Regions from separate parts of the Homo sapiens genome. Here regions 2 and 3 are each linked to region 1. Evidence: chromatin contacts called from ENCODE Hi-C or POLR2A ChIA-PET data. All regions are on one chromosome and are shown on one strand. The core of a region is the stretch at or near the end of the contact, and the rest is flanking DNA. Distances in the headings are between cores, read along the strand shown. Region 1 overlaps FLJ33534 (Putative uncharacterized protein FLJ33534). Region 2 holds the start of PDIA6 (protein disulfide isomerase family A member 6). Region 3 has its middle 32 kb from the start of PDIA6.

The links. A loop is a pair of places that touch in the nucleus more often than their neighbours do. ChIA-PET counts read pairs that join two places held with the same protein, here RNA polymerase II (POLR2A). Pooled maps may share reads with other maps.
Region 2: a pooled map shows a loop between it and region 1 (5-fold over the local background). The contact joins the promoter of PDIA6 here to the enhancer-like site in region 1. A Hi-C loop is called at or near these places in 2 of 37 single-sample maps with no recorded cell type and 2 of 50 pooled maps. POLR2A ChIA-PET finds 5 or more read pairs at or near these places in 2 of 52 experiments (CD4-positive, alpha-beta memory T cell and WTC11).
Region 3: a pooled map shows a loop between it and region 1 (2.3-fold over the local background). The contact joins two enhancer-like sites. A Hi-C loop is called at or near these places in 6 of 50 pooled maps. POLR2A ChIA-PET finds 5 or more read pairs at or near these places in 2 of 52 experiments (activated naive CD4-positive, alpha-beta T cell and naive thymus-derived CD4-positive, alpha-beta T cell).

What each region holds. Positions count from the first base shown.
Region 1 is chr2:11,102,847-11,107,256 of GRCh38, reverse strand. FLJ33534 (Putative uncharacterized protein FLJ33534) reads left to right here. Exons shown (of 9, transcript NR_040080.1): 7 at 470-561; 8 at 1,595-1,940. It also overlaps the pseudogene RPL6P4. Among named protein-coding and RNA genes, the nearest start is that of FLJ33534, 27 kb to the left of the region's middle. RefSeq lists enhancers at 1,811-2,310, 3,119-3,268, 3,289-3,458, 3,469-3,548. Within about 2 kb of position 2,261, at least 3 of the 41 ENCODE cell types and tissues checked have a DNase peak (open chromatin) inside an H3K27ac peak, as active enhancers do.
Region 2 is chr2:10,810,965-10,815,374 of GRCh38, reverse strand. PDIA6 (protein disulfide isomerase family A member 6) reads left to right here and starts at 2,590. Exons shown (of 13, transcript NM_005742.4): 1 at 2,590-2,697. The coding sequence starts at 2,679. RefSeq lists a silencer at 2,288-3,037 and an enhancer at 3,528-3,587.
Region 3 is chr2:10,842,645-10,847,054 of GRCh38, reverse strand. No RefSeq gene overlaps it. Among named protein-coding and RNA genes, the nearest start is that of PDIA6, 32 kb to the right of the region's middle. Within about 2 kb of position 2,859, at least 5 of the 41 ENCODE cell types and tissues checked have a DNase peak (open chromatin) inside an H3K27ac peak, as active enhancers do.

The DNA.
Region 1 (4,410 bases), core at 1,012-3,511:
CGTGCTGGTTCCCAGCAATTAGTTTTCTTCCCCACCTCCTTAATCATTTCAAAATTACTTAAGGCCAGGTGCGGTGGCTCAGGCCTGTAATCCCAGCACTTTGGGAGGCCAAGGCGGGTGGATCACTTGTTCAGGGATTTGAGACCAGCCTGACCAACATGGTAAAACCCCGTCTCTAAAAATACAAAAATTAGCTGGGCGCAGTGGTGTATGCCTGTAGTCCCAGCCACTTGGAAGGCTGAGGCAGGAGAATCGCTTGAACCCAGGAAGCGGAGGTTGCAGTGAGCAGAGATTGTGCCACTGCACTCCAGTCTGGGTGACAGAGTGAGACTTCATCTCAAAAAAAAAAAAAATTACTGCATACTGGAATTTTGCTCAAAATTGGTCAGGCTTGCTGGTTTGTTTCTATTTTTCATTTATTTATTTTTTTGAGATGGGGTCTCACTCTGTCACCCCATCTCAATCATAGCTCACTGCTGCCTTGACCTCCTGGGCTCAAGTGATCCTCCCACCTCAGCCTCCTGGGTAGCTACAACTGCATATGTGCATCATCACGCCTGGGTAATTACTATTATGTTTTAATTTTTTGTAGAGATGGAGGGCGGGGGGAGTCTCACTATGTTGTCCAGGCTGGTCTCAAACTCCTGGACTCAAGCAATCCTCCTGCCTCAGCCTCACAAAGTGCTGAGACTATGGGCATGAGCCACTGCACCAGGCCTAGTTGGTTTTTAGAATTCACCTTTCCTCTGTTTTTGAAAACTGAGCTGGCATTTCCTGTCTTCAGACTACTGGCCTCTTTTCTTTCTTTTTTTTTAAAACAGAGTCTCACTCTGTCCCCCAGGCTGGAGTGCAGTGGTGCGATCTTGGCTCACTGCAACCTCTACCTCCCAGGTTCAAGCAATTCTCATGCCTCAGCCTCTCGAGTAGCTGAAATTACAGGGGCCCACCACACCTGGCTAATTTTTGTATTTTTAGTAGAGACAGGGTTTCACCATGTTGGCCAGGCTGGTCTCAAACTCCTGACCTCAAGTGATCTGCCCTCCTCGGCCTCCCAAAGTGCTGGGATTACAGGTGTGAGCCACCACGCCCAGCCTCTCTTTTCAGTTGTCTTGATTTCTTAGGTGTTTTTGCATTTGACCTGTGCCGAGGCTCTCACGTTCTTTCACTTTCCCTGGTTAGAAATTTTCTAGTTCTCAAAGTGTAAACCTAACTAAATTGACCCAAAGGTTTTTACCCTCCCTCTCTTATCTGAAGATTGGAAATCCTGTGATGTGAGGAATATGGTCACAGAATTCATAAATTAAAGTTGAAGTAACTTTGGCAGACCAGTCAGATGAGCTGGTGAAGACCCAGGACTGATCTGATCAAAAAAATCAGCCCCCCATGTGGAATGAATAGGGTTCAGGTGAAACCTCCAGACCAGAAAAGGGGAGAGGGAGGGTCCTAACTCCCAGGCCGTGTGCTAAACACGGTACAGATCCACAGCCACCAAAAGTATCAGGCATTGTATTGTGGCCCGAGTAGTACTGGGGATAGCTGCCTCCAACTAGTTTAGTAACCTATGGAGCTCAATAGTTGTTCATTTCACAATCAGGTGCCTGCCTCCCTGCTGCGCCTGGCCACGTGGAAACCCCTGTAGCTCCCTGGCTGTGCAGGAGCAGCCACAGTGTGCCCCTCCCAGGACCACCATCCCCCTCACTGTCTCTGAGGCACCTGCGTGGACCGGGTCTGGATTGAGTCTCATTTCTCTGGATTCCCACGGCAGCCGGCGGCTGCCTCTCCCACACCCGTCACTCTGTGTCATGGAAAGCTGTGTGTTTGTCTTCATTCCCACCGAGTCTGAGCCACTCGAGGTCAGGGCCATGACCGTGAGCTACACGTCCTTGGCGCCCAGTGTGAGCCGTGTACAGTAGAGGCTGACTGACGTCTTGGAGGCAGAAGTGAGTACATAACTGACAATTGCTTAAAGTCGGCCGGGCCAAGGTTTACAGACCGGGAGGATCATCAGACGCGGGTGGGGCACAGTGGGGTGGGGGGAGGTTCCCAAGGCTGCTCATCAATGGAGTCTGGAGATGGCTGCCTAGGGGTAGCCTCTGAAACGTTCTGGAACAACCTCGTCCTGTCACAGCGTGGCTATGAGGGGACCCTCACCTGGAGGCCTTGGGTGATGTGTTAGTTTCACAGCCACACATCAGCATGGGCCTGTGTCCCCCAGGCCACACGTCGGCATGGGCCTGTGTCCCCCAACCCACGTGTCAGCATGGGCCTGTGTCCCCCAACCCACGCTTCAGCATGGGGCATGTCCCCCAGGCCATGCGTCGGCATGGGCCATGTCCCCCAACCCACGCGTCAGCATGGGCCCCGTGTCCCCCAACCCATGCTTCAGCATGGGGCATGTCCCCCAGGCCACGCGTCAGCATGGGCCATGTCCCCACATAGGTGAGTCCCTGATGCAGGTTGGGTCCCCGGGGAAGCTCACTCAGAGACAGAAGAGTGTTTATTGGTGGCGGGGCAGTGCTCTTGGGTTTAGGGTCTGTGAAGGGAGAGAAGGAAAGCCAGTGGGGTAGAGGGAGTCGTCGGGCAGTGATGCCCTAACCGCTGGTCCCTGGGGAAGCTCTGGAGCTGGCACACCCCTTCAGGGTTGTCCCGAGTGGAGCCTGGGGCCAGGCCTTTATCCACAGTGTGGGCCGCCACCAGGTGCAGGTGCCCAGGAGGGGCGTGTTATGGGTTGAATTGTGTCCCTCCAAAAAGATACATTCAAGTCCCAAGCCCCGCTACGTGTGAATGTGACAAATCCACTGTAGAAACCAGCATTCAGATCTCAGGTCTGCACAGCTGAAATCAGCATTCAGATCTCAGCTCTGCACAGCCGAAACCAGCATTCAGATCTCAGGTCTGCACAGCCGAAACCAGCATTCAGATCTCATCTCTGCACAGCTGAAACTAGCATTCAGATCTCATCTCTGCACAGCCGAAACCAGCATTCAGGTCTCAGGTCTGCACAGCCGAAACCAGCATTCAGATATCATCTCTGCACAGCCGAAACCAGCATTCAGATCTCATCTCTGCACAGCCGAAACCAGCATTCAGATCTCAGGTCTGCACAACCAAAACCAGCGTTCAGATGTCAGCTCTGCACAACCACAACCAGCATTCAGATGTCAGCTCTGCACAACCACAACCAGCATTCAGATCTCAATTCTGCACAACTGTGATCACTATTGAGAGCAGTGACTGTTACATGGATTTAGAGACACGTTGTGGGGGTTATACGACCACGTATTACTGTGCAAAAAGACGTCACTCAAGCCCATTAGTGCAGAGGTTCCTTTAACTGTGGAGGATTAAATCAAGGAATCAGAGATTGTTTACGCCGGAAGGGACTTTGAGGTGTTCACTTAATTGGAAAGCAGGTCATCGTGGGCCCTCCATGGGTGTTGGTATCCACTGAAACTCCAAATCCCATCCAGGGGAGGCTGACACAGGCACCAGGTGTAAGGCCCCACCCCAGCCGGGCTCACCTCTGCGGGCAAGCCTGGGGCCTGGCCGGGAAGCCCAGCATGGTGCGTGTGAATGCTGTGGTGGGGGGGCGCCCCAAACTCCCCCTCCAAGACAGAGGCACAGGCATCGCCTCCCAGGACTCACCTGGAGGGGGCTGCCTGGCGTAAGCTCATGCTCCTCCCGTGCCACCTGCTTTAGTGGCTGATTGCTATGCCAGGTAACGTCAGGGCCACCTGCCTGATTCAGGCTGCTGTGCAGCCGCGCAGACTCAGAGCTGCCTGTGAGCCTGGCTGAGGCCTTTACTGCTCATTCCCACTGCCCTCACCCCTGGCGGGGGCTGGTCTCCAGGGCACCCCCATAATCCACTTGCACCCAGATCTCCGTCTCCAAGTGCGCTCCAAACCCAGCCCCAGCGTGTGGACAATGGCATCCTTCTTGCACATGCTGGGGTAATTGATGGCTGTATCTGCTCTGAGACGGCAGAGTGGGCTAGCTCCCAGCCCCAACAAACGGCCCTCTGCGCCCTCCACACACACTCAGCATAGGCTCAGCAGCCTGGGGAAGAAGAAAGCCGCTCTGCTCCGTGCTCTGGGTGCCCAGCCCTGTGAACAGCACGGGGTGTCCCCACGGCTCACTGTGCCTCCTCCTGGCCCATGTCCACTCCGGCATGCTGTTCACAGACACGGCCCAGGCCTCTGTCCCCACAGCTTTATTATTTTTTAAATGTTATCAGTTATTTAATTAGGTTCTTAAGAAATTTAGAACACCAATTTGTGAGGATAAATTCCATTCCTCAGAACAAACACAGATCTCAGGTAGCCCTGGAGCTAAGGAATAACTTTGATTTTTGGTAAAATCTGTGAGTCCACAGCTTTCTGATCAATCTTGCGCTGCCCTGTGATCTCGTAT
Region 2 (4,410 bases), core at 1,341-3,840, 290 kb after region 1:
GTCAGAGCATGAGGAATACCGCAGTGTAACGTGCCTCTCTGTTGGCTGTGTGCTCCCTGGGGCCAGTGACTGTGCCTGAGACAGTTGCTCGTATAATTAGGTTGTTAATGTGCATTTGGTTTTAATGAAAAAAGAAATGAGCAACACGCCCTGGTGCATTTCCGGAAGCCTGTGCATTTCCAGAAGGCTGTGCATTTCCAGAAGCCTGTGCATTTCCGGAGGCCTGTGCATTTCCAGAAGCCTGTGCATTTCCAGAAGCCTGTGCATTTCCAGAAGCCTGTGCATTTCCCGAAGCCTGTGCCTGTACAGTGGGCTTCACAGGGGTGTGTGCCTCGTGCAGCTGCGCATTCAGCCCACGGTCCAGAGCAGCCAGTGACCTGGGATATTTAGCAGGGAGTTATGATCTGGCCTCTGTTTTCTCCACGAGGATCAGCCCTGAGGCCAACTGGGACAGAGACCACACAGCACACAAAGGGCACTGGCAGTGTGGGCCACCGCAGTTCGAGGGTTCTGTTCCAAGCAGGATTGCTACCCAAACACAGCAGGCCTGGAGAGGCTGCGATCAACTCACAACCCTGAGAAAACAAACTCGATCGTGAGTGCGTTGTGGAAGCTGTGATGTCTGTGGCCCATGGGGACAAAGTTAACTGTCTTAATGTAAAGACAAATGAAGGGGCCCTCTTCTGGTAAGAGAATTAAATTCCTCCATCCAGGGAGGAAAAGCATGACTTTCCAGGCTGAGAGGAAAAGGAAGGACTTCGCTGTAATCCAGTCAGCAACAGCAGCAAATTTAAGGGGGGAAATGTGTCAAATGCAGGAAAGGGGTCAGAAAAACAAACAGCATTCATTGCCCCTCAGGCGCCCTTCAGGGAAAGCAGACAGGCCTGGAGGAACAGGCTCGCAGTCCACTGCCCTTTGCTGTGAATCCCAAACAGCCCTGCGATCACCGGTTGGGCTTCCCACGCACCTTCACATTCAGGAGGAGCTGCCCGGGGTACCAAGCTGAGGATTTCTGTCCCGGGACAAGCAGCCTCCCTGGGGAAAATCAATGCTGGCATGTGGCTTCCAGGAGAGGCCCCCGTGACTTCAGAGGGCTGCTGTGCCTCTGAGTTCAGTTTGCCTGAAAAATCTTCCAAACGCAGCTCTAGTGCCACTTCCTCCAGGAAGCCCACCAGCCGGCCCCCACCACTCCTGGACCCCTGCCTAAGAATACTTATGCCTTACACACTACAATATGGAGAAATTACTAATACAAAAACAAAATGTCCGAGTCCACTCCAAACATAGGAGGGAGAATCAAGGCGGAAAGATACAGTGGTCTTAACTTGTGCTTGAAAGATTTTACTTTTAGGTCGGGCGTGGTGGCTCACAACTGTAATCCTAGCATTTTGGGAGGCCGAAGCAGGCGGATCACCTGAGGTCGGGAGTTCGAGACCAGCCTGGCCAATATGGAGAAACCCTGTCTCTGCTAAAAATACAAAAATTAGCCGGGCGTGGTGACATGCACCTGTCATCCCAGCTTCTCGGGAAGCTGAGGCAAGAGAAACCCTGTCTCTGCTAAAAATACAAAAATTAGCCGGGCGTGGTGACATGCACCTGTCATCCCAGCTTCTCGGGAAGCTGAGGCAAGAGAATCGCTTGAACCCGGGAGGCAGAGGTTGCAGTGAGCCAAGACCCCGCCTTTGCACTCCAGCCTGGGCAACAAGGGCAAAACTCCATCTCAAAAAAAAGCAAAAAAATTTTTACTTTTGCCGGGCGTGGTGGCCCATGCCTGTGATCCCAGCACTTTGGGAGGCCGAGGCAGGAGGCTCACTGCAGCCCAGGAGTTCAAGGCTGCAGTGAACTGTATCATGCCACTGCTCGCCAGCCTGCCCCACAAACATATTTTTTTTCACTTTTGCATATTTTACAAAGCACACACCCACGTGAGCGCATTGCCAGCCCCCTCGCCCCCCAGGACAAAGTGGAGACCCTGTCAGCGAGGAGGCTACCGCTTAAGTCCCTGGGGTTCTCCAGAGAAGGAGGAGAAGGCTCTGCAGAGCCATGCGCCCTGGACGGAAGAACTTTCAAAAGTAATTCAACAAAATAGAAACTTGTCGAATTACATTGCAGACAGCGCGTGCGGAGCAAATGTGTGTCCACGGAATATTCGTCGGGCACAAGAGGAATTCCCTGTCAGCTCCCAGGACCGTGGGTGCCCTGAGGCCGAGTCACGCTCCCCCGGGATAAAGAGGGTGGGGGCGCACACAGGCAAGGAGGAGGCGGGGTGGGGGGGTGCAGAATAAGGAACTAAGGTAAAAACGCCCAGTACTGGACTCCCCTCCGAGCAGCACCCCGAGAGGGCCCGGAGGAGCTGAGGCGGTGCGAGCCGAGACTGCCAGCCCCGCCCCCAGCAGGCCCCGCCTTCCGCTGCTCGCCACCGCCCCCGTGAAAAAAAACCAAACCGGTAACCTCTACCCGGCCGCCTCCCATTGGATATGTGAGTGAGCGATGTCCGCCCGGACCAATGAGCCGCAGCCACGGCTTGGCGAGCGCCTTCCGGCCCGCCCCCGCGCGGCCGCCCCTCGGACCACCGGACTGGCCTGGGGCGGGACGTGGGCGCGGGGGCGCGGCGTGCGGCACGCTGCAGGGCTGAAGCGGCGGCGGCGGTGGGGACTGCACGTAGCCCGGCGCTCGGCATGGCTCTCCTGGTGCTCGGTAGGTGCGGGCCAGCGGAGGGAGGCGGGCGAGCTGGGGTCGGCCTGAAAGGTTTCGAATCTCTAGGCCGTTCCCCGGCGGGCCGCGGCCGCAGGCGGCCGGAAGTGGGCCTGGCGGGCGGGAGGCGCGGGCCTCGGCGTCCGGAGGAGCTGCTAGGTTGCCCCGGCGGAGGTGCGGGTGCGCGGGAGACTCGGGCGCCCGTGGGGAGGGGCTTCCGCAGCCGCGGGGGGCGGGAGCCTCGTGCGCTGGAGCCGGGCGCGGGGTCCAGGGCCGGGCGGGAGAGCCGCGGAGCCCAGCCCCGGCCGGATCCCGGGGAGGGGGTCTGTATTCCCGGAGAGTCGCAGGGGAGCTTGTTCCGGGCTCTTCTCGAACTCGTGCGTGGGGACGGAGGTTGGCGGGCGTCCTGCACTGCTGCTTGTTTCTGCCACCTGCTTTATGCAGCTCCTACTTTTAAAAACTGAAATGTTAAGCCGGGCGCGGTGGCTCACACCTGTAATCCCAGCACTTTGGAAGGCCGAAGCGGGTGGATCATCTGAGGTCAGGAGTTCGAGACCAGCCTGACCAACATGGCGAAACCCCGTCTCTACTAAAAATACAAAATTAGTCGGGCGTGGTGTCGCGCGCCAGTGATCCCAGCTACTCAGAAGGCTGAGGCAGGAGAATCTCCTGAACCCCCAGGAGGCGGAGGTTGCAGTGAGCCGAGATCGCGCCACTCCAGCCTGGGCAACAAGAGTGAAACTCTGTCTCAGAAACGAAAAACTGAAATGTTAAATCTCAGTCCTGAAATAAGGACCCATAGTTCCCTTAGAAAGGGACAGTGCCTTCCAAAAGCTGGGCTTAAGACGCAGGGGCGCTTCGCATGTGATCGGACTCCTTAAAAACGAAATGGAACGCGGCGTCTTAGGAATTCTGTAAATGTCTGCTTCTTAGTGGGCGAGGCCGAGGGTCCTGTCCTTGCCGGGCTCGCCTTGGTCACAGCCTTGGCTCTGACAGTCCTTAACCTCGGCTCTGGCCTCAGACCACCTTCCCCCTATTTACTGGCTCTGTGACTTGGAGCAAGTTACTTAACCACTCTGTGCCAGTGCCTTTTCAACGGTGTTCACCATTTTAGGGACTGATAATAGTACTCCCTTAGGGTTGTCCTGAGGATTAATGAGTTAGTACATGTCTTTCTGTTTTTTGAGACACGGTCTTGCTCTGTCTCCTAGGCTGGAGTGCAGGGTTTCCATCATAGTTCACTGCAGCCTGGAACTCCTGGTCTCAAGGGATCCAGGCACATGCCACCACACCTGGCTAATTTTTAAATTTTTTGTAGAGTCAGGGTCTCATTGTATTGCTCAGGTTGGTCTCAAACTCCTGGCCTCGAGTGATCCTCCTTCCTCAACCTCCCAAAATCCTGGGATTACAAGTGTCAGTCACCTGGCCCAGCTAGTACATGTTTTAAAGAGATGTAAATATTTGCCATATTACTGTGGAGAGAGTAGATGAGGGGAAAAGAGTTTAGTCTGTTTAGTTTCCTGTGAGTGAATTCAGACTAGACCCTGAAAGAGTCCGTGAGTCTATTAATTAACTCATTTTAATAAATGGCAGCCTTTCTGGGAAACCTCATGGTTTCTAGATGACTGCTCTGGGACTGTAGACTCCTCCTAGCAGATGTGGGACAGAGATGTTACTGATGTGAATTTATAGCATCCTTAACTGCCATGGAGGAAT
Region 3 (4,410 bases), core at 1,610-4,109, 260 kb after region 1:
TTGGCTGGGCCAAGGGGGCTGGCTAGGAGGACTTGGACAGAAGGATGGGTCCAAAGGGCTCTGGGGTTCAAGAGAGCACCACTGAGGGAACCGCCCAACCTCACTCAGAGACCAGATCACGCCCAGCTATTGGGGGGATGGTAGAACAGAACAAATGCCATGCACGGAGTGCCAAGGGCTCCCCATGAGTGTGCAGGATTCCCAGAAGGGTCCTGAATGGGAATGGCAGCATTGGAGGAAGAAGCCTAATAAGACCTCCTCCAATTTTCTGTGCATCCATAAAAGCTGCTCCAGTCAGCCACCACTGACGGGCAGGATCCAAAGAGCGGGGAAAGGAATGCATTGTTCACATATTCTCTGGAGAACAAATAATCCCACAGTGATTCTGAAGAACAGTCAGCGATGTTTGATTTAAGAGTGGCAAGGTACAACTCACAGCTCATTTTCCCTGCGGGGACGCTGCTCTTAATCCTCTTCCCCCTCATGCTAACTTTGAATTCTGGGAGGTGACCCTGGCCAAGCATTTAAGTTCTGTTAACATAATAAATGCTTGTTATCAACTACCTTCAAATTCAGAGGAAAGGGGGGTAATTTTCAAGCATCTCCTGAGTACCTCTGAGAAGAAATCGGCTGGCAAATGCATGCAGACATTCTAGAACATTATGTTCTCGTATAATTTGGTCTCGCGTTCTAGAACACTTACCCTTGCTGAGAACACGCTGTTGCTAGGATACGACCAATGAGTAAACACCCTGACTTTCTATTATTGTTTCATAGAGTCAGAGACTATCCAAGCCTCTGTTGCATTATTAGAACGGCTTCACTAAGGGTGTCAGTGGCGCCTAATCAGTACATCTAATGGAGGACACTTTCTAGTCCTTCCCTGCCTCTCTCCCATGAACTTGGGAGTGCATGCCCTGGCCCTCCAGGACACTTTCCCCTCAACACATTCTTTTACCTCTTTGTTCCTTCCCTTCAAGCCTCTGCCCTCAGCCAGCCCCTTTAATCCATGGCTGGTCCCAAGGCTGCCTCCCCCAGGGCTGGGACAAGGGTGAGGCAAGAGAGGCAACCAGGCAACAAAATGTCAGGAGGCCCTGGCTCCCAGGGTGTGCAGGGCAGGGCCTGCTCCCAGTTTGCATCCCGGGCACCTGGCTTGCCCTGGCTCAGTCCCAGTCAGCCCTCTCCCTCGGCGCTGCTCTACCAGGTGGCCCCTTGGAGCTCAAGGCCACACCTCCTACCTCCTCCCAAGCTCCCCCAGCCTAGAGCTTCTCCCCAGCTTCAGGCCATGCCTCCAACTGCTGGTGTCTCCACCCAGCTCTCCTCCAACTGCCCCTGCCACTCCCCACTCACACTATTCTACCTAGCCCCCCGCCAGCCCCATCCCATACCTCAAAGCAACCTTCCTTCCTGATACAGTTCTCCAAATCCTCGCCTCCTGGCTACTCACCACCAGGAATGCCTTAGGCAAGACCCTCACCATCTCTCCCCCAGACTCTTGTAGTAATCACTGTTTACTCTCCCTACCTCCAATCCAATAATCCACCTGGCCCCATCATCCAGGACTCAAAGCATTTCTGCTGCAAATATCCTCATGCACAGGAATGGGTGCATAGAATGAACTCCCCTCCTAAGGAGGACGATTTGACAATATTTATCAAAATTACAAATGTATATACACTTTGACCCAGCAACTCCACTTCAGGGAACTCACTCCACGTACTCATCCCTAGCCATGAGGATATGAATTGCAGCATTGAATGTAATGCAAGAAATTATAAACAACCTCAATGTCCATCTGTGGGGAAGAAGTTGATACGGTCTGCTAGATTCATGGAACATTTGACAGGCAATGAAAACATTGTGGCAGCTCTATGTATCAATATAGAATGACTTACAAGGCCTATAAATAAAAAGCTAGGTATAGAATAGTGTATCTAATACATGGCACCTGCATAAAAGGGAAGAGGTATATATACATACACACACGCACATTCAGACTATCTCTAGAATAAAACAGCGGGTTGGTCAGGTGCGATGGCTCACGCCTGTAAGCCCAGCATTTTGAGAGGCTGAGGCAGGTGGATCGCCTGAGGTCAGGAGTTCAAGACCAGCCTGGCCAACGTGCCAAAACTCTGTCTCTACTAAAAATACAAAAATTAGCCCGGCATGCGGGCACACGCCTGTAATCCCAGCTACCCGGGAGGCTGAGGCAGGAGACCCACTTGAACCCGGGAGGCGGACGTTGCAGTGAGCTGAGATCGTGCCAATGCACTCCAGCCTGGGCGACAGAGTGAGACTCTATCTAAAAAAAAAAAAAAAAAAAACCACTGAAAATGGTGACAGTGATCGCTGCTTCTGAGAAGGGGTATTTGGGGATAAGGATGAGGAAGGACCTTGCTTGCCACTGTATACTCTTCCCATTCTCCTCCTACTGTCCAAATTATTTATGTTGAGTATGTTTCACCTTTTCAAATAAAAACGCATCCCACCAGCTCTGCAACCAGCAACCTTTCTAAAGCACAAATCTGGTTATGTCACACTCTACTTACGACTCTCCAGGGGCTGTCTATGACGAGGGCATCCCAGACCATCACAGTTTATGCTTGTTACAGAGCCATTATATCCTCACTCTATGGCGTCTCTAAGGATATAATCCACCCTCCTTCTCGTGGACCGGCGTCATCTGACATGACCCTCGCCGGGCTCTTTAAACTCCAGAAGCACTGAACTGCTGGTAGCTCCCCTGCCCGCAAGCTATTTTTAGCCTCCAGGCCTTTGCTCCTGCTGTATCCTCTGCCAGGAATGCCTAGAGTACTCACCCAGCTCAGCTCAGGGGCACAGCCAGTGGCTCAGCCTATAAGACGCAGCCACGCCCACCCATGCCCCTGCCTGCGCGGCTCTGAAGCCCTGCCCACAGCCTGCCTCACCCTCCTGTGTCCTTAGAAAGACAGAACACAAGGAGCTATTTATGCGCCTGCTTTATCTCCTATTCTTGAGGGTCGGATATGTGTCCTGTTTGAAATGGAAGAAAAAAGTAATGCCCTAAATTTGAGCCCAGCTCCAGAGCCAGAAACACTTGGATTTGAATCCTGGGTCTGCTACTGGAGCTCTGCAGCCTGAAGGAATGCAGGGATGGCTGCAACCTCGAGCTGTTACTTCACCTCTCTGAGCTTTCCTTTCAGCTGCCTTTCCACTCAACCTCCTGTTTTGTTTTGTTTTTGTTTTGTTTGAGATCTACGAACGCGTGTACATACAGGACTAGTTGGTTTATTTTACCTGACGTGTACTAGTGACGTGTACTAGTAAAGTAGAAAACACATTAACTAATCAGTTTCTCTATTTTCGCTCTGAGGAATCTCTGCCCTGACTGTAACTGATGAGGAATCTCTGCCCTGACTGTACTGAATATGCACATACGAACGTTCCTGCAGACCTTGTCTTTCACTTTACCTGTATTTTTCTTAGCCCTGATCTGTCCATGTATGCGGTCTTCCTCCCATTTGTATTTGGACACACTATCTCAAGCCCTTTTGGGAATGAGGCCAGGAGGATACCTATGCACACAGACACCCTAACAAACAGGCCAAACCTCTAAGGGCATGGGGACGGTAAGAGAAGGGCCTGTCCTATAGGAAATGGCCATCAAAAGCCAACTGCCAGAAATTGCTAGAACCAAGTCTCCCCATGCTAGTGCCGTGTGCTTATTTAACCTCCCAGAGCCTCAGTTTCTTTATTTGTAAAAGGGGGACAAGAATGGTGACTTCACAGAGTTGTCATGAAGATTAAATAACTCATGAAAAGCTGGGCATGGTGGCTCACACCTGTAATTGCAGCACTTTGGGAGGCTGAGGCGGGCAGATCACCTGAGGTCAGGAGTATGAGACCAGCCTGGCCAACATAATGAAACCCCGTCTCTATTAAAAATACAACAATTAGCCAGACGTGGTGGCGGGCAACTGTAATCCCAGCTACTCAGGAGGTTGAGGCAGGAGAATCACTTGAACCCAGAAGGTGGAGGTTGCAGTGAGCCAAGATCACACCACTGCACTCCAGCCTGGGCAACAGAGTAAGTGAGACTCTGTCTTGAAAAATAAATAAATAAATAAAATAACTCATGAAAGACCTTACTACAATACCCAGCATTCAGTAGGTTCAGTAGATATTGATAAACACAGGAACTGATGAATACAGAATCTGAAAGCATCCTCAAAGCTCCTCCAAAGAAATCCAGCCACCTCTCGCCCTAGTGTTGACAAGAGAAGTAAGTTCCCCAGAGGATGCCTGATTGTAACCTCGAATACTGGAGCTGGCCTACAACACTCACGAGCTTTTGCCAGAGAGTTCTGGTTCCTCTAGGAAGATCATCTTTCTTCCTGCCCAGGGCATGGGACATTTGATCCAAGCTGGCAC